Regions from separate parts of the Homo sapiens genome. Here all the other regions are linked to region 2. A link is an interaction called in ENCODE POLR2A ChIA-PET data of the cell type or tissue named here. Cell type or tissue: Caco-2. All regions are shown on one strand. Each heading gives the region's core, and the rest is flanking DNA. Links, peaks and the distances in the headings are about the cores only.

Region 1 (6,218 bases), core at 392-5,391, 250 kb after region 2:
ATTCAAAACCTCATTCAGGTAGGAAGGAAAAGGAATCAATACTGACATCAAGGTTTCCAGTTTAAGCCAAGTAAGGGAAAAGAGAGAAATAGTTTTGTAAAAAAAAAAAAAAGATCATGAGTTCTGCTGGGCTTCAAGCTGTATGACAAAGTCAAGGCAAATAAAAACAAATTGAACTAAATGATCTCCACATCTCCTTTAAATTCAGCTTCTTCCCTTCCAAACTAGTGAAGACTATCCAAAGATTTCATGATCTTTTTAAATTAATTCTATTACTCATTATCTTCAATGGTCAAGAAATTAACTGTACCCAAGAGTGGAAAATAAGATAATAGCATTCACTGTCCAACTTTTCTGTGGACATCAGATTCTTCTTTCCAGAACTCCAATTGACCATTTACCCTAGAGATTTTACTTTAAATATAAACCTTATACATTTAAAAATCCCCAAATTATGTCTCAATGTGTATAAAACAATGTAATCCAAATTTGTTTCAAAGATCTTAGCAAGAAAGAACAATTTAGACTATCCTATTTTCATAGAAATGATGCCTAACATGTAACAGCTATTTCTACTTTACTTGTAAAACTACAGTCCAAAGCTTTAAAAATGTTCCAATGGGCAAAGGCTTAAAAATCCTTCTCTTGACTCATTGCCTCTACCTACTACCTCATTTCTTTTTTCCCTTTTTGCAGCAGAACTCCTTGAAAGGGTTGTCTATTTTGCTCTCTCCATTTTTCTTCTCTCATTTGCTCTGTAAGCCCCTTCAATCTAGCTTTTGGCCCAGTCACTCCACCAAAACTGCTCTTACCAAACTGCAGTATACAATGGTCAACTGTCATTCCTCATCATTTTTGATCTATCGGCATCATTTGTCACAGATGTTCACTTGATCCTTCTGAGAATACTTTGGTCACTTGGTTTCTAGGATACCACATTCTCTTGGTTTTCTTCCTCCTCTGTCTCTTCTGCTAGTTTCTCCTCTTTTCTAAATCTTTTAATGTTTAAATGCCTCAGGGATCAGATCTTGGCCTCTTCCATAATTATACCTATTACTTAGGTAGTCTCCACCTGTCGAGAAGTCCTACTGATTGTACTTCAAAATATATTCTGAGTTTGACCACTTAGGACTACCTGTACTGCTACTCCCCGGTCTGGGCTGTCAACACCCCTCACTGGAACTACTCCAACAGCTTCCTACCTGGTTTCCCTGTCTCCACCCTTTCCCATTCTCAACACAGCAGCCAGAGTGATGCTTTTAAAATGATACATTAGATGCAGTCACTTCTGTGCTGAAATCCAGCCGAAAATGGTTCCCTAATTTTATTCATGTAAGAGTCAAAATCCTTCTAATGGCCTACACAATGCCCCCAAATCTGCCCTACTCCTGCCTCTCATTTACCCTCTGACCTCCTCTTCTACTGTTCTTCCTCCTTGCTCTTCTCTCTTGCTTGCTCCTCTTGAGCCATACTGGCCTCCCTGTTACCCCTTGGACACACCAAGCACACTGCTGCCTCAGGGATTTGCATTTATTCTTCCCTCTCCCTGGGTAATCTCTGTTCTACCATATCGACATGACTGTGCTTTAAAGTCTGTGCTCAAATGCCAGCGAGGCCTTCTCTGACCACTCTATTTAATGTTGCAATCAACTCCCATGCCTCCCAACCAACCAGCCTCTGACCACTCTATTTAATTTTGCAATCAACTCCCATGCCTCCCAACCAACCAGCCTTGCTTTATTATTTACATAGCACTCATCACTATCTAATCTACTACATAATTCAGCTATTTTGTTTCTCTCTCCCAAACTAGAATGTAAAAGAGTAGAGATTTTTGTCTATTTTCTTCATTGCAGTTTTCTTACCACATAACAGTGTGTGACAAGTAATTGGTTTTCAATAAGGATTTCTTGAAAGACTGAATAAATGAATGAATAAGTGAATGTAAGAAATAGGAAAGAAAGGCAAGAAAAATAAAATGAATAAAGAGGAAAAAGGGAAGAAAAGGAAAGAAACCTGCCCAAAGTAATGTTAACAATTAATATGGTATAGCCGGCATTGTAAATCAGATTTGCTTAGCTTCAAAGCCCATAACAGCCTATTATAGCATCAGTCAAGATGCTGCTAGCTAAAACAAATATTTTAAGAATTAAAATAAGCTTATTAAGTAGTAGCATATAAAAGAAAAAATTAAGCAAAAGAGGGAAACAGACAACTTTTCTGAAATACAATGAGTTTAGTCAGAACTATTTATTTAGAATCCTACTGCAAATAGTGTATTTTTCAAAACTATAGAAGTGCATATGGTTCTTTCTCTTTAAAATACCTTAAATTAATAACACATTTGAAAGGACTAAATAATTCTGCTTTTGGCTAAGATAGATTTGTCCTCCAGCCTGAAACAACCTTCCCATCTTCAACAACAAAAATACAAAATACATGAGAGAATGGTTTATAAGACACTGGACATCAGGCAAAGGAAAGTGAACCCTGAGCAACAGGTGACAAATGAGGCGAGACCATGAATGTTCCAACTAATGCCTTGAGAGAATCTCTACGCCACAGCACAGGGAGGGGAAACCCAGGTGTGGCCCAGCAATGTCTTTGAGTTGAGTAGACAATGCTGAGAGTCCCAGATAAGAGTGAGCTACACACAGAAAGAAGTCCAAAGGTCTGCAGAGGGATCCGTCCCTTGAGCACTCAGGAGAGTGCTGATTGGCTCACGTGTGAGGGAAAACCACCAGAGGCCAGAGAAAAAACCATCTGAGAGGCTGAGAGAGAACACTGCCTGGTGCTTACACAAAGCCAGGAATGGTGCCTGTTCCTACTTGTCAGGCCAAAAAACCTCAGCATTCATGGGGCATTGAGTAGAGTACTCAGAAGTGGGAAGTAACTAGACCCAGACTGAGCACTGTTTCAATTATGAAGGCAAGACCCAAATGGATCAAACTGTTTCCAAGTAGGCTTAACTGCATCCCAGAACAAAGTTCAAGAAAACCTAAAGTAACACAAAAATATGTGGTGCTCAAGGTAAAATTGGCAATGTCTAGCATCCAATCAAAGACTACCAGACATGTAATGAAATAGGAAAATGTAACCAAAACTGAGGAGAAACATCAACCAATCAAAACCAACCTAGAACTGACAGAGATGCTGGAAATCAGCAGACATGGACATTAAAAATTATCATAACTGGATTCTAGATGTTCAGAAAGATCAGTAAAGACATGGAAGGCATTAAAAAACAGTCCTAGTCAAGTTTATAGAAAAGAATACTACAATGTCTGAGATGACAAATACACTGGATGGGATTAATGGCAGAAGAAAAGATTCGTGAATTTAAAGACAGAAATAGCAACTACTCAACATGAAATAGAAAAAAAGGAATTTTTTAAAAATGGAAAAGAGCATCAGTGAGCTGTGGGGCAATTTCAAACAGTTTAATATACATTTGACTGGAATATCTGAAGGAGAAGAGAGGGGGTGGAAGAGAAAAATTAGTTAGAAAATAATGGCTGAAAAATATCCAAATTTGATGAAAAGAGTATAGTCACAGATCCAAAAAGCTCAATGAACACCAAACATAAGAATCATGAAGAAAACCACACAAAGGCTCATCATAATGAAATTGTTGAAACCAGTGGTAAATAGAAAGCCTTAAAAGCAGCCAGAGAAAAAAGGCACATTATATACACAGGAATAAAGAAAAAGATAACAGTGGTTTTTTTGTCAGAAACAGTGCAAATGGGAAGACAGTGAAGCAACATATTTAAAGTACTGAAAGAAAAAAAGTCCATTTAGAATTCTATACCTAGTACAAATATCTTTCAAAAACAAAGACAAAAATAAAGACTACTTTAGACATATAAAAGCTGAAATATTTCATCACCAGCAGATCTGTGCTACAAGAAACACTAAAGAAAATCCTTCAGACGCCGGGTGCGGTGGCTCACGCCTGTAATCCCAGCACTTTGGGAGGCTGAGGCGGGCGGATCACGATGTCAGGTGATCGAGACCATCCTGGCTAACACGGTGAAACCCCGTCTCTACTAAAATACAAAAAATTAGCCGGGTGTGGTGGTGGGTGCCTGTAGGACCAGTTATTTGGGAGGCTGAGGCAGGAGAATGGCGTGAACCTGGGAGGCGGAGCTTGCAGTGAGCTGAGATCGTGCCACTGCACTCCAGCCTGGGCGACAGAGCAAGACTCTGCCTCAAAAAAAAAAAAAAAAAAAAAAAAAAGAAAAGAAAATCCTTCAGACAAAAGAAAAATGACATTAGATAAAAATATATACATACATATGAATGCAGAAATGGTAGCTGCATTGATAAATAGATGCAATTTTCAAAAAATATGGAAATCTCTTGAAAAGATAATTGTTTAAAGAAAAAGGTAGCTACACTGATAGATAATTTTCAAAAAATGTGGAAATCTCTTTAAAAGATAATTGTTTAAAGAAAAATAGCACTGTATTATGTTTTATAAAATACGTTTAAGTAAAATATGACAACAAGAACATAAAGGCCAGGAGGGGCAAAAGAGAAGTACACTGATGTAAGGTTTTTTTTTTTTAATTGAGATGAAATCTCACTCTGTTGCCCAGGCTAAAGTACAGTGGTGCGGTCGTGGCTCACTGCAGCCTCCGCCTCCGAGTTCAAGTGACTCTCCTGCCTCAGCCTGCCTAGTAGCTGGGATTACAGGCATGCACTACCACACCTAGCTAATTTTTGTATTTTTAGTAGGGAGGGGTTTCACCATGTTGGCCAGGCTGGTCTTGAACTCCTGACCTCAGGTGATCCACCCACCTTGACCTCCTAAAAGTGCTGGGATTACAGGTGTGAGCCACTGTGCCCAGCCAAGGTTCTTATATTATATGCGAAGTGGTAAGTATTACCTGAAGGTAGACTGTGTAGACTTGTATACGAATGTACATAGTAACTTATGTATAATAGCCAAAAACTGAAACCAACCCAAATGTCTATCAATAGATAGATGAATGAATAAGCAAACTGGGGTATATTCATATAATATAATACTACTTGCAATAAAAAGAAATTATATGTTGATATATACAATAAAATGGGATGAATCCCAAAATAATTATAGTAAAGGAAAGAAGCTAGACCAAAAAAAGAATATATCCTGTATGATTACATTTGAGTATATCCTGTATAATTCCATTTATATAAAACTCCAAAAGATACAAACTGATCCATAATGACAAAAAACAGGTCAGTGGTTTTTTGGGTGTCAGATGGGGCAAAAGAGTTACAAAGAGGGCACAAAGAAACTTCTGGAAGTGATGGATATTTTGACTGTGGTGACTGTTTCACAAACGTGTATCAAAACATTAAATTGTACGCATTAAATACGTGTAATTTACTACATATGAATTATTCTTCAATAAAGCTGCTTAAAAAACAATTTTGGACTTTAAGAACAAAAAAGATTTAGATACCTACAGTGCTCTGGTTCCACACAGTAAAAATAAACAGATATTTTAGGTGAAAGCTAGAATAAAATATTTAAATTTTTTTTAAAGTTCGAATGAATCATAAACACCAATCAAATACTTTCTTACTAGAGATAAAGGAATCAAGTCCCAGAGAGGTTTAGTGATTTGCCTGAGGTCTTACCCCTATAGTGAATACTTTACTAAACTGTAAGATCCACAATAACAGAGATTGTGCTATTTAGGTCACTAGAGTATCCCCATTACCTAGTACAATGCCTGGGACATAGTAGAAGCTTAATAAATATTTGCTGACTAATCTTTCCATAGAAAAGAAAGGTAAAAAGGAAGATAAAAAGAAAGAAAATATCCTTTGCAATATGACTAAAAGTTCCTCCATATGTTTGATTCTCCAGTCTCTAATAGAGATGACAGAAGTAGTACCTTTAATATAATAAATACAAGGAAATAAGTTATATTTCATATTTTAGGTTACTGAATATTTTCTAACACTTAATTTTTTTTCACTTATATTACCAACACTTAAATAAGCAGAAAATTAACAGAAAATACCCCATTCATGCAGATTAGTGAATTTTTCAAATTAATAGAAAATTTAAAGGAAAAAGCTTACCAAAAATTTCTCCATTTTTGGCATATTCTGTCACAAGGTACAACATACTTTTGGTCTCCATTACCTATTGATAAATAATTCCATATTAGTCTGACAGAAATGTACTGGAATTTTCCACAATATTCTATCGAGTT
Region 2 (6,218 bases), core at 536-5,535:
ACACTGTGGCCCGAGCAGTGTCTCAGGACACTATTATATCCATACAGTTTCTTAGCCGTTTCCAGCATCCAAAGACTCAACAGGTCAGTCTCTGCTATAGATTGACCTACCAGACCTGTGACAAGGCCCTCACCCAGCAGCAAGTAGCATCAATGCAGTCCCAGTTTAGGAAGGAGATTCAACAACACCTATATGTTATACCTCGGTAGTTTGGTAAATCCTTTTCTGCAGTGTGATCCTTCATTGCGGGGGATGTGGAGGAAAATTACCAACTTGCAACCAGTAGTCCTTTCTGGATTTTTGTTTTTGTAAAATCTTTTACTTTGTGACCATAGCTACTGTTCGTTGATCTTTTTTTTTTTTTTTTTTTGAGACGGAGTCTTGCTCTGCCGCCCAGGCGGGAGTGCAGTGGCAGTGGCATGATATCAGCTCACTATAAGCTCCACCTCCCAGGTTCATGCCATTCTCCTGCCTCAGCCTCCCGAGTAGCTGGGACTACAGGCACCTGCCACCACGCCTGGCTAATTTTTTTTTTTGTATTTTTAGTAGAGACGAGGTTTCACCGTGTTAGCCAGGATGGTCTCAATCTCCCGGCCTCGTGATCTGCCTGCGTCGGCCTCCCAAAGTGCTGGGATTATAGATGTGAGCCACCGCGCCCGGCCTACTGTTAGTTGATCTTAAAGATACCTTGACTCTATTACTGAAACTTATAGATTATAATGTGATTGGTGACATTTGGAGTTGTGTAATATTTTGGTCCCGAGAAGTGACTAAAACAATAAACAAAACAGCATCTTGTACTTTAGATGCTCTATTGTTGAACAGGCAGTAGAACTTAAGTGTCTCATCAAATATAAATATGTTTTCCACACTGTCAATTACTCTTCCCTTAACTTTGTTGTATCATTTCATTAAATCACCTTATGAGAGTAGTTTTTGGCATCAGACTAACATTTATTAGCTTGGGAAATTGCAAATATTCCACATTAATTTTGGTATTATTATTATAATCATCACCATTTTAATTCTGTGGTTGAAAGTCATGGAACGAATAAAGTGTCAGATTTAGGGTTAACATTTGGGTCTGTTTGACTCTAAAGCCCATGTTCTTTCTGCTACTTTCTGTTACTTCTTCCCTAGTCTTTAACAGTAATCGTTCAACTGTGATTAAACTTTGCCTCTCTGGATTTTGGGGCCTTCTGTTGTAAGTATCTCTAAGGGACACTGGAAAATTAGCTTAGGATTCTGCAGAATGCGGTACTCTAATGTGAAGTAATGTATGCTCCTGTTAATAGTTAGGCTCCACATTTGGGATTATATTCTGTGAGAGACATGACTGTCTTATTTATTCTTAGAGAAAAGCACTTGGGAAGGCAAGAATGGAAGTACAGAGACAAATTAGGAGGTTATTGCAGTAATGCAAATGAGATAATGACCTGGACCAAGGTGGTAAAATGTTGGGTTGGATAATATTTGGAAGGACTTGCTGATGAATTAAACATTTGTGTGTGGGTGAGAGAGGTGTGGGGTTAGAGAAATAAAGGAATTAAGCAAGACTACTAGGTTTTTGACCTGAATACCTAGAAGATTGGAAGTGTCATTAACTTGGATGGAAACACTGCCATACGAGTAAGTTTGGGGAGTGGGATAAAGAATCAAGGGATCTCTTACAGACACATCTATTGCTGAGCTCTCCACATTGACTATTTTGCTAACTGATGGCAGGTAATGTGATTTATCCCTTTCTTCTATCCTCAGTAGTGCTTGGTACATGTATAAGGTAGCGTTTGAAAGCTGGATCTTAAAACAAGGGCAGGAATGTGAAGGGAGAATTGTTAGGCAAGTAGGGTGTGCATTTTGGGCAGAGGACATCCATAAACAGAGATATAGATAAGGGAGCATTTGGGGGCACTTTCTAGGCTAGTTAGCTGGGATGTAAAGTGTGCATAGGAAAGTAGTGGGAGATAAGATTGGAACGGTAAGTTGGGGCTGGAGTTCATGAATACCAAATGCTAGAATAAGGAGTTTGTACTTTATTTGGTAGGCAATAGGAAAACATCCGGTGGTTTTTTATTAAGGAAGTGCCCCAGAGTAGTGCTTTGGAAAATTAACTGGTTAATGTTGCACAGGATGAATTTGAGATGAGTGATCCCTGTGGAGATGCTATTGTGTTAGTCCTACGTAGACAGGGAGGGACCTGCATTAGACTTAAATGAAAAGGAGGAGATGGGTATATGAGATACAGTTAGGCTGGGTGTAGTGGCTCACGCCTATAATCCCAGCATTCTGGGAGGCTGAGGTAAGTGGATCACTTGAGGCCAGGAGTTCCAGACCAGCCTGGCCAACATGACGAAACCTAATCTCTACTAAAAATACAAAAATTAGCCAGTGTGGTGGCAATAGTCCCTGCTACTAGGGAGGCTGAGGCAAGACAATCTCTTGAACCTAGGGGGCAGAGGTTGCAGTAAGCTGAGATTGTGCCACTGCACTCTAGCCTGGGTGAGCAAGGAAGACTCTTGTCTCAAAAAAAAAAAAAAAAAAAGAAGAAAAAGAAAAGAAAAAAAGAGTTAAGCTGGATATTTGAACTTGGTAACTAATGACTGCATGTGAGAATTGAGCAATATGATCAATCTCCATTTTCAATACTTGGGAATTTTTAGTAGGAAATCACAACCTTCTGAGACCTTGTCAAGAGATTAGCATTCCCTCTATAAACTTGTCCCAGTTACTGGCATGGAGCTCGACAGGGTAGGATATAGCTCTGTGATTAGAGGAGTGGATAGAGTGTCAGGATTAGATGAATGACCCCCAAGATATGGGGGTCACAGGTATGATATCATCAATGTGCCAGTATAAAAATGATTGTAGGAAATGAAGACCTTTCACCAGATCTGGTGGGAAGAGAGAGCATGGGCTTTCCGGTAAGATAGTCCTGGGCTGGAACATAGCTCCACCATTTACTAGCTCCAAGTTTATTTAGTTTCCTGGTAAATAAAACAAGGTTGTTGTATTAAGTTTAAAAAGGATAAAATATGTAAAATGCCTACCACAATGCCGTAGTAGCGATGACAGTGATGGACATCTGGTTCAATTTGCCGCACAGAATTTCATCAGTCTACACTCTGCCATTACCGGTTTGTCTCTCTGAAGCAGTTTTTAGCTACAGGCTGCCTCTGTCACTCTTACCAAAATACAGAGAAGGCAAGGTGTTAAAAATGACATTTTAAGGACCTTTTAGTAGATAGCTGTGCTGTGATATTTAACTGAATACTTCACATCTCACTATGTAGATTTCTTTAATCACTTTCTATTTGTTTTTTCATTTAAATAGGGGAGCTGAGAGGTGGTTTTTTTTTTTTTTGAGAATGGAGAATGCTGAAAAGTGACGGAAAAGAGGGTTGGAGGGAGGTAGGAATGGCTAGAGTTAGAAGCAGGTGGATGGGACAGCCCTGATGAAGAAACTCCTCAGGTTCTATTTCTTCGCTACTCGGGGATCTGCCCCAATTGGCCCAGTAACGCTATAATTTAGTATTTTCTGCGCATGTCAAGGTCTTTTGTCCCTCGGCGGACACCGTTTGCCAGCCAAAGCTATGTCTGCGCGCTCACCGACTTCATAGGGTGCCGAATTCTTTTTTCCCCAGGCTTGCCATGGCTAGTCGAGGGGCTCGGCAGCGCCTGAAGGGCAGCGGGGCCAGCAGTGGGGATACGGCCCCGGCTGCGGACAAGCTGCGGGAGCTGCTGGGCAGCCGAGAGGCGGGCGGCGCGGAGCACCGGACCGAGTACGTGTGCGGCGCGGCAGGGGCGTGGCCGGCCGGCGGGGCGGTTCGGGGCTGCCCCCGGGAGGGTCTTAGCTGTGGCGCGCGGGGCTCAGTCCGGCCTGGCCTCACCGCGGGAGGCCCGAGCTCCCTCTTCAGCTAGGTCCTATTGGTCTTCCTGGGCGGGTCAGCATTCAGTCTTCGCCCACCTTAGATCCCTCCACTGCGCTGTAAAACTGCCTTGGAGTGCGGATCTGTGATGCTCCTGGGCCAGGCCTAGAGTGGGCACAGCCTCTGTGGGAGATGTAGACAGGATCAAAGAGTATACCTTTTACGGCTGTTCCTCACAGCTCCTTTTATTCTCCCTCAAGTCCCGACCCTTTACTGGGCCCATCCAACCCGCCATCACCTCTTCCCAAACCCTGGAGGCTGCAGGTTAGAACTGCATTAAGGGAGCTGTCAACATATGGAATTGGAGTAGGCTATGTACCTTGCACCTAGGCTTCTATCTGAACATAAGGGGGAATGAATAAAGCCATCAAAAGCAATGACCTTGTTAAGAAAAGAAAGAAAAGGAGAATGACAGCTTTGTGGCCTTCAAGTGAGTGATTAGTTGGCTTGGGATAAATGGAGTGACATAAATGCATTGAGCTAAAGTGTATGAGTTAATTTATGCCTTAAAAGCAGGAAGTGGAAGGAGTGATTGAGTGATTAAAGTCAATTCTTCAGAAGGCTGAGGCAGGAGGATTACTTGAGCCTAGGAGTTTAAGTCCAGCCTGGGCAACATAGCAAGACCCTATCTCATAAAAATTTTTTCTTAAAAATCTGAATTTTTATTAATTTTACTGAGAAAAAACAACTAGCTATTCACCTTTTTAGGTGAATAACTTAAGTGCTTTGATGTCCCTTGCCCTTTTTGTCCTTTCTATCTAGATTTAGGTCTTCTGATTAGCAGGTCCTTCCTGACATGCTTTTTTTTTTTTTTTTTTTTTTGCTTTTGAACAGGTTATCTGGGAACAAAGCAGGACAAGTCTGGGCACCTGAAGGATCTACTGCTTTCAAGTGTCTGCTTTCAGCAAGGTTATGTGCTGCTCTCCTGAGCAACATCTCTGACTGTGATGAAACATTCAACTACTGGGAGCCAGTAGGTGATTTCTTTAGTTTTCTCTTTTTGTTCTTGATTTTGCAGCATAGGTGTTATTACCAATCGAGAGACAAATAATATACAAGTGTGACTCCTAGTAAAATAACTGTATTTTCTTAAAAAAAAAAACAAAAAAACAGGCCTATAATCCCAGCACTTTGGGAGGCTGAGGCCGGTGAATTGCCTGAGGTCAGAAATTCGAGACCAGCCTGACCAACATGGTGAAACCCCGACTCTACTAAAAATACAAAAATTAGCCGGGCATGGTGGTGGGCGCCTGTAGTCCCAGCTACTCGGGAGGCTGAGGCAGGAGAAATGCTTGATCATGGGAGGCAGAGTTTACAGTGAGCCGAGATCACACCATTGCACTCCAGCCTGGGCAACAGAGCGAGACTCTGTCTCAAAAAACAGAGATGGGGGCTCATTATGTCACCGAGGCTGGTATTTAACTCCTAGGCTCAAGCGATCCTCTCACCTCGCCTTCCAAAGTGTTGGGATTACAGGCGTGAGCCACTGGGCCTGGCCAGTAACATGTTTTCACTTTTGTATTCTAAGCGGATGATTTACCTGCTATTGAAGGCTGTAGGGAATTTAGCTGGTTTACACAAAGGTGTAATTTGTAATTTTCTTTTTTTTTTTAAATGAAAATAATACCTGGAGATAGTTTTTAAAGTTAACAACTACTAAAATACCTAAAGGAAAAACAGTAGCTTTCTATTCCACTTCTCGTGTCCAAATCCTACTTTCCAGAAGCAACCACTTTTTTTCACTTTTTAAGTTATTTCTTCTGACGGTTACCAAAATAGTGTTACTAAATAGTATACTTTTATTGCTATTTATTGATTTACACATTACCTGTTGACTTTTATTATAGAAAATTCAAAGGTAAAATTTTCTGATCACATTTTGAATTAAAAAAATGAAGGAAGACTGTTAAGTGTAGGTTGTTTAAGGAGAATATAAAATTTAGAGGTTTTCTGTTTTGGCTAACAAGTATTGAGAAAAAATAAGTAGAAGGTAAAATTTAAGCTTTCAGTGTTGACCAAACAGCAATCTTGTAAAATTTATAATGTCTTAATATTTTAAATATTGTATCATTTTGATTCCTTTTTTATCCATCAATTGCAGATCGCCCAGGCTGGAGTGCAGTGGCATGATCTAGGTTCACTGCAACCTCTAATTCCCAGGCTCAAGTGATTCTCCTGGCTTAGCCTTCCAAGTAGCTGGGACTGCAGGCATGCACCACCATACCATGCTACTTTTTTTTTTTTTTGGTAGAGATGGGGTTTTGCTATGTTGCCCAGGCTTGTCTTTAACTA
Region 3 (6,218 bases), core at 830-5,829, 150 kb after region 2:
GAGGCTCATGGACATTAAAAAGCAATGAGAAAGGTGGAGTTAGATCTTGAGAGCAAAGGCCCCAGCACCCGCTGAATGAATGATTCATCCTTTACGGGATCTATGCTTTATCGCTTTTTAAGATTTTTATGCACCAACATAGAAAGCCCATGTAGAAATTCTGCAGACTTAAGGTTTTCATTTTATTTGTTACTCATTAAGAGGAATACAATTAGAAAGAAAGAAGCCAGGTCTCCCGTTCCCACCCCTCAGTGGCATATCCTTTCGTGGGGCTTGAGGACAAAGCCTTTCCCACCACCAACACACAGCACAAAGCTAGATCTGAACACGTTTCTAGAAACTCCAAGTACAGAGTCAAAGCTACTTGCCTATAAGGAATCAAGCAGCTACCCTAAATAAATGCCAGGCAAAACACGTTTCTGCTTTGCAGAAGAACAGATTCTGGATGAGCAGAGTGAGGTGGACTCGCAAGGAGAAGGACCCACCTGGAGTCTGTGCTGCAGGTACTGGGTCTCCAGGCTCTGCCGTGGGGACAGCTGGGGATGCACGCTGGCAGGGAGAGTGGAGACGCTTTCCTGCTGCTGAGAAACTTCTTCCTGAGGAGCAAGGGGGTGGAAACAATTTTCAATTCCCCATGGGGAAAAACGTCTCAGTTCTTAGCTGAAGCACCTTTGCAATGTCCAATAGGAATACCAACTCCACTGAGACTTATTAATACTCAAAGCTTTTACAGAGCCAGTAGGCTGAGGGCTCATTACTCTGCAGAACATTTATGCATGTATTATCTCTAGTTAACAATTACCTAGTCAGTACTAGAGCAAAGACTCTTGGTGTCACCAGGAGGCTATGGCCTTCATGTGGGCCTCGAACTATAATCCTCTTGGATGCACTGAAAATAGGCTCAAAATAAAATCAGGTAAGTAGCAGTATTTATTGTATTTTTAGTATGAATAATCCACTTGTAGTATTTACTAAAGTGATACCACATCAAAAGTAGTGGTGAGAAGCTTCTCATTTGGGTGTAGTTCATTTGTGTATTTTTCATTTGGGTGTGTGTGTGGCAGGAGAAGGGGAGTTCAAGGGCGACTGTAAGAGGTCACTCATCTGTACTCTGCCCTGTGAGCCAAAAACAGCTTGAGAGTGTCCAGGCCTCCATCTGGTATTGATCACTTGGAAGCAGCGTGGATGGGTTGAACCCGTCAGTGGCAGGTGGCAGCAACAAGGCAAAGAAGCTGTGGGTTTTCCCAAACAGCCTGTTTGCTCCAGGACTGGAGGAAATCCTCTAAGTGAAAATGACCATCTTCAGGACAAACTCACACCTCATCCTCACAGAGCCATTGAGGGAAGGGCCCAAGGTACCCACCTGAGGGCAGCTGCTAGCAAGGTCCTGGAGCTGAGGAGCCGCCGGCGCCAGGTTAGGGTCTGCCTCCGGTCCTATTTGTTCATACAACAACTGCACTTTGTTCAACTCTAGAATTCCTTTGGTTCTAGCCAGATTCTGAAGATGTTGTCTAAATGCTACAATTCCTGAAAGAAAGCACCAAGACCAAACAGTTTAACTAAAATACAAGGCCTTTCAGTGACCACAGGTGACCACACCAACATGGCAAGAAACTGCTCTCCTACGACGCGAGTTTCAAAAAGCAGAGGAGGAAGTGCTCACCCTGGGTGAGGGAGGTATCTGATGCTCTGCGGCCCTCTCTGAAGCTCACTGGAGACCTGTTGTGGACCTCTCGTTTCTGGGAGCTCAGAGCCTGCATGGCTGGGTTGGTAGGTCTCAGGCTTATGAAGGGAGATGTCATGCGGGGTGAAGGCTGATTGGCTAACATGATGTCCTTAAGGGAAGGGTTGTCTTCCAGAAAGTTCAGGTCCCTCTGAACAGACCCCATATCATACTCAGAGTCCACACTGTCAAGGGAGGGGCTGTCATTCATGGAGAAAATTTTCCCTTTAAGAGAAAACAGAACAGATAAAACCAACAGCAATAGCATCTCCTTGGAACATAGGGTACAAAGCATAACCAGCTTGAGTTTTGACAGCTACCATGTCCTTAATTTCCAATCAAAACATCTTTTCAGAGCCCTTTTACTGGCCAATTTAGTCATCTTCAAGTTTAGTGGGGAAAACACTCCAGAAGTGGCATCTGTAAGATCTCAGCCAGTCCAAAAGAGCCAGAGTCCCTGATCAATCACGTGGCACCCAGATGAATCCTGGGGACTATGGGAGCCAACTCAGAGACATTTCAATTCACCTTTGATAGCTGCTGCCAGGCTGTGTCTGCTATACCTGCTGAATCTAATCCATAAAGGAATAAGCTATCGACTCAATTTTAGGTGTTGGCTGGCATCGTGACCACTTGTTGGCAATTGGAGTATGACATGATGCCATGAAGACTCAAGCTAGTGTCGCTCCTCTACCGTACCTGCCCCAGGCATCACGACCAGTTGATTGGTCACTTCTGACAGAGTGTGCCGTCTCTGCCCGCTGCGTGTGGACTGAAATGCCTCAAAGGCATGAGCGGGGTCTTCCTCGGCCTCTCCTTCTGTCTCCAGCCCTTCGTCAATGGAGGTCTCCATCATGTTGCTGGGCAGTGACTGGCATCCCTTCCGCACCAGGACAGGAGGCACAGGGTCAAGCAGACAGCCATTGACCTAAACGCCAGGGGAGAGAGGAAACTCAGTTTCTGCACTGCTGAGACAGAAAAATCCACAAAGGAAAACATGTCAAGACTTGTGGCGAACTAGAAATTAAGTAAAATATTTAAACATGCACATATTTATTATGCATGACAACACATAGATTAGAAGTGAAGGCAAGTCAACTGCAGGACTCAGAACTCTGAGACAGAAGCCCATGATGACCCAAACTGGCACTGCTGCCCAGGTTTCTCTGAGTCATCATTATTACAATAAACAACTTTTTTAGTGGTTTCCAGAAGAACAGGGGTATATTAGTTTGAGGACTACCAGTTATTATTTTTTTTTAAATAAGGGAAATGAAGAGGGGGAAGATGAGTTGTTTTTTTTTTTTTAACTACTTGGCTCATTGCTAAAAAAAAAAAAAAAAAAAGGGGTAGTCACCAAGATTCTTCTATTTTTTCAACCATAAACATAATGGAAGGTTTTAGAAAGACTTTTATGTTCAAAATTTAAGTACCTGCCCATTTGATTTAGTCTTTAATTGGTTCTATATGCCTGGGGAATGGAAAGTAAGAATTCTATATAGACAGACTGATACCACAAAAAGGATTGAAAAAAATTCAAATGGCAGACAGCCAAAGCCTCCCATTGTAGAATAACAAAGGGCTCACTGGCCCAAAATTCCAGCAGAGGCTAATAAGCCCCAGTGCACTGAATTTTGTCTCCTCCAGCAACATATACGTTATCGATGGTTCCTATCCCACAGGGGTGAGCGCAGCACAGCTCCCCGCAAGCATTGGCCCTTCCCATGCAGTTGCCACGCACACTGCCTAATGGCAGGCAGAACAGCATACTGGCATGGGGGTTGTGGTTGCAAGTTCTGGCTGGTAAAGGCCCCTGTGAGGAGGTAATTATTTACCTCATTACCTTAACTATTCCCCCGTGGAAATCAATCCATTTTCTCCTATGAATAGCTGCTCAGGAACAGCCAGTCATAAGACGCTGAGTTCTAAGCAGTACTTTCACCTGGAAAACACTGGGTAGAGCTACTGTTTCCTTTGGAAGCAGGAGAAGCTCATGTATGTGAGAGGTGGTGTGGGGTTTCCCTTTACCAGACACACAGGAAACTTTCCTCTTATGGCAGCCAATCTGAAGGCGCTGCGAGGCCCTTTATTTGGAGAAGGAGACTAGGGTGACTCAGATCTTTGTTTGCTGCAGGGAGGGGAAGGTTATTCCATAAAATCCATTCTGGGCTATAGCCCTCACTCGGGTAAGGTGGCTAATGCATTACAGGGTTTTAAAGCGATGAGCGGTCATTTAAGAGGAAGAGTGGTAAATGCTTCCTTTCCACACTGGCCAATCTTCCCCATGGCAGCAGAAAGCAAAACTCTGAAACCTGGCCAGCAACTCTTGCTCTCTCCTTGGTCCTTCCCCAGATAAACTTTCCTTTTTGACTAAACTTAATAGTTTCCTTGCAAGAAAGAATGGCTGTTTGAGAACTTACATTCATACCTCTAAGCTCCTTAACTCTCTACTAATACAATTTTCTAAAACTAGCCAAGAATGGTTTAGAAATGAATAAGCCAACAGAGAAAAGAAGATCATTAATTAATTATCTATTGAGCATCCTTACACTTACGGCCTCCGTCAAAATTTTACCAGACATTTCTTATAGGATAAGCCATATAAGCAAGTTCTTTTTTTTTCTTCAATTTTTAAGTTCCAGGGTACGTGTGCAGGATGTGCAGGTTTGTTACATAGGTAAACGTGTGTCATGGTGGTTTGCTGCACCTGTCAACCTATCACCTAGGTATTAAGCCCTGCATGCATCAGCTATTCTTCCTGATGCTCTCCCTCCCATTGCCCCCCTAACAGGCCCCAGTGTGTGTTGTTCCCCTCCATGTGTCCATTCAACTCCTACTTATACGTGAGAACATGTGGTGTTTGGTTTTCTGTTCAGCTGAGGATAATGGCTTCCAGCTCCATTCATGTCCCTGCAAAGGACATGATCTCATTCCTTTCTATGTATGCATGGTATTCCATGGTGTATATGTACCACATTTTCTTTATCCAGTCTATCACTGATGGGCATTTGGGTTGATTCCATGTCTTTGCTGTTGTGAATAGAGCTGCAACGAGCAGACTCATGCATGTATCTTTATAATAGAATGATTTACATTCCTTTGGGTATATACCCAGTAATGGGATTGCTGGGTCAAATGGTATTTCTGCCTCTAGATCCTTGAGGAATTGCCACACTGTCTTCCACAATGGTTGAACTAATTTACACTCCCACTAACAGTGTAAAAGTGTTCCTTTCTCTCTGCAACCAGGCCAGTATCTGTTGTTGTTGACTTTTTAATAATTGCCATTCTGACTGGCATGAGATAGTATCTCATTGTGGTTTTGATTTGCATTTCTCTAATGATCAGTCATGTTGAGCTTTTTTTTTTTTTTTTTTTTTTTTTTGAGACGGAGTCTCGCTCTGTCGCCCAGGCTCTGGAGTGCAGTGGTGAGATCTCAGCTCACTGCAAGCTCTGCCTCCCAGGTTCACGCCATTCTCCTGCCTCAGCCTCCCGAGTAGCTGGGACTACAGGCGCCCATCACCACGCCCGGCTAATTTTTCTTGCATTTTTAGTAGAGATGGGGTTTCACCATGTTAGCCAGGATGGTCTCGATCTCCTGACCTCGTGATCCGCCTGCCTCAGCCTCCCAAAGTGCTGGGATTACGGGCGTGAGCCACCACACCCGGCCGCTGTTGAGCTTTTTTTCATATGTTTGTTGGCTGTATGAGGTCTTCTTTTCAGAAGTGTCTGTTCTTGTCCTTTGCCCACTTTTTAATGGGGATTTTTCTTGTAAATTTGTTTAAGTTCCTTATGGGCTGGATATTAGACCTTTGTCAGATGGATAGATTGCAAAAATGTTCTCTCATTCTGTGGGTTGTCTGTTCAGTGTTTCTTTTCATGCAGGTTCTTTTTTTATCCTTAATATTTTTACTGAGTCACACAAAATACCCGGCAGTACCCCTGAATTTACGGTTTTACTTAAATTGTCAGTTTATACATTTATTTTCTCATCTAGACTACAAGAGGAATTATGTCTTTTATTACAAAATATTTGCTGAGTTCGATTTTATCCTGGGACAGCTAGAAAACAATGACTTGATTTTTCATTGATCTGATTTTTCTTCTTCTTTTTTCTTTTTTTGGTGAGACAGAGTCTCACTCTGTCGCCCAGGCTGGAGCGCAGTGGTGCAATCTGGGCTCACTGCAACCTCCATCTCCCAGGTTCAAGCAATTCTCCTGCCTCAGCCTCCTCAGTAGCTGGGATTACAGGCACGCACCACCATGCCTGGCTAATTTTTGTATTTTTAGTAGAGTTGGGGTTTTGCCATGTTGGCCAGGCTGTTCTTGAACTCCTGACCTCAGGTGATCCACCCAGCCTCCCAAAGTGCTGGATTACAGGTGTAAGCCACCGCACCTGGCCAGATGTATATCCTTTTCAGACCTTGTGTGTACTACCTTTGTCATAAAAAAAGTTATTAAAAATGTAAGTAGACACGAAACACCTCCACTGTGT

Evidence for each region. ChIA-PET counts read pairs that join two places held together with the same protein. Peaks named below come from ENCODE experiments on the same cell type or tissue, not always from the same donor. Only the 100,000 strongest peaks of a DNase experiment are listed, where the experiment ranks them.
Region 1: POLR2A ChIA-PET joins it to region 2 with 10 read pairs; 4 of 35 experiments call an interaction of 5 or more read pairs at or near these places.
Region 3: POLR2A ChIA-PET joins it to region 2 with 11 read pairs; 4 of 35 experiments call an interaction of 5 or more read pairs at or near these places.

The regions. Positions count from the first base shown.
Region 1 is chr11:111,620,269-111,626,486 of GRCh38, reverse strand. SIK2 (salt inducible kinase 2) reads right to left here. Exons shown (of 15, transcript NM_015191.3): 3 at 6,085-6,148. Among named protein-coding and RNA genes, the nearest start is that of SIK2, 21 kb to the right of the region's middle. In Caco-2, for the core only: no CTCF peak of the experiment used is centred there; DNase peaks (open chromatin) are centred at 1,606 and 2,676.
Region 2 is chr11:111,868,913-111,875,130 of GRCh38, reverse strand. ALG9 (ALG9 alpha-1,2-mannosyltransferase) reads left to right here and starts at 3,550. Exons shown (of 15, transcript NM_024740.2): 1 at 3,550-3,779; 2 at 4,761-4,899. The coding sequence starts at 3,649. FDXACB1 (ferredoxin-fold anticodon binding domain containing 1) reads left to right here. Exons shown (of 5, transcript NM_138378.3): 5 at 1-1,075. The coding sequence ends at 209. RefSeq lists a silencer at 3,605-3,914. In Caco-2, for the core only: a CTCF peak has its summit at 4,006; DNase peaks (open chromatin) are centred at 3,560, 3,990 and 4,140; H3K4me3 peaks cover 1,589 bases.
Region 3 is chr11:111,716,208-111,722,425 of GRCh38, reverse strand. SIK2 (salt inducible kinase 2) reads right to left here. Exons shown (of 15, transcript NM_015191.3): 10 at 2,423-2,651; 11 at 1,664-1,948; 12 at 1,364-1,527; 13 at 486-596. It also overlaps a transcript of PPP2R1B not described here. Among named protein-coding and RNA genes, the nearest start is that of PPP2R1B, 47 kb to the left of the region's middle. In Caco-2, for the core only: no CTCF peak of the experiment used is centred there; no DNase peak of the experiment used is centred there.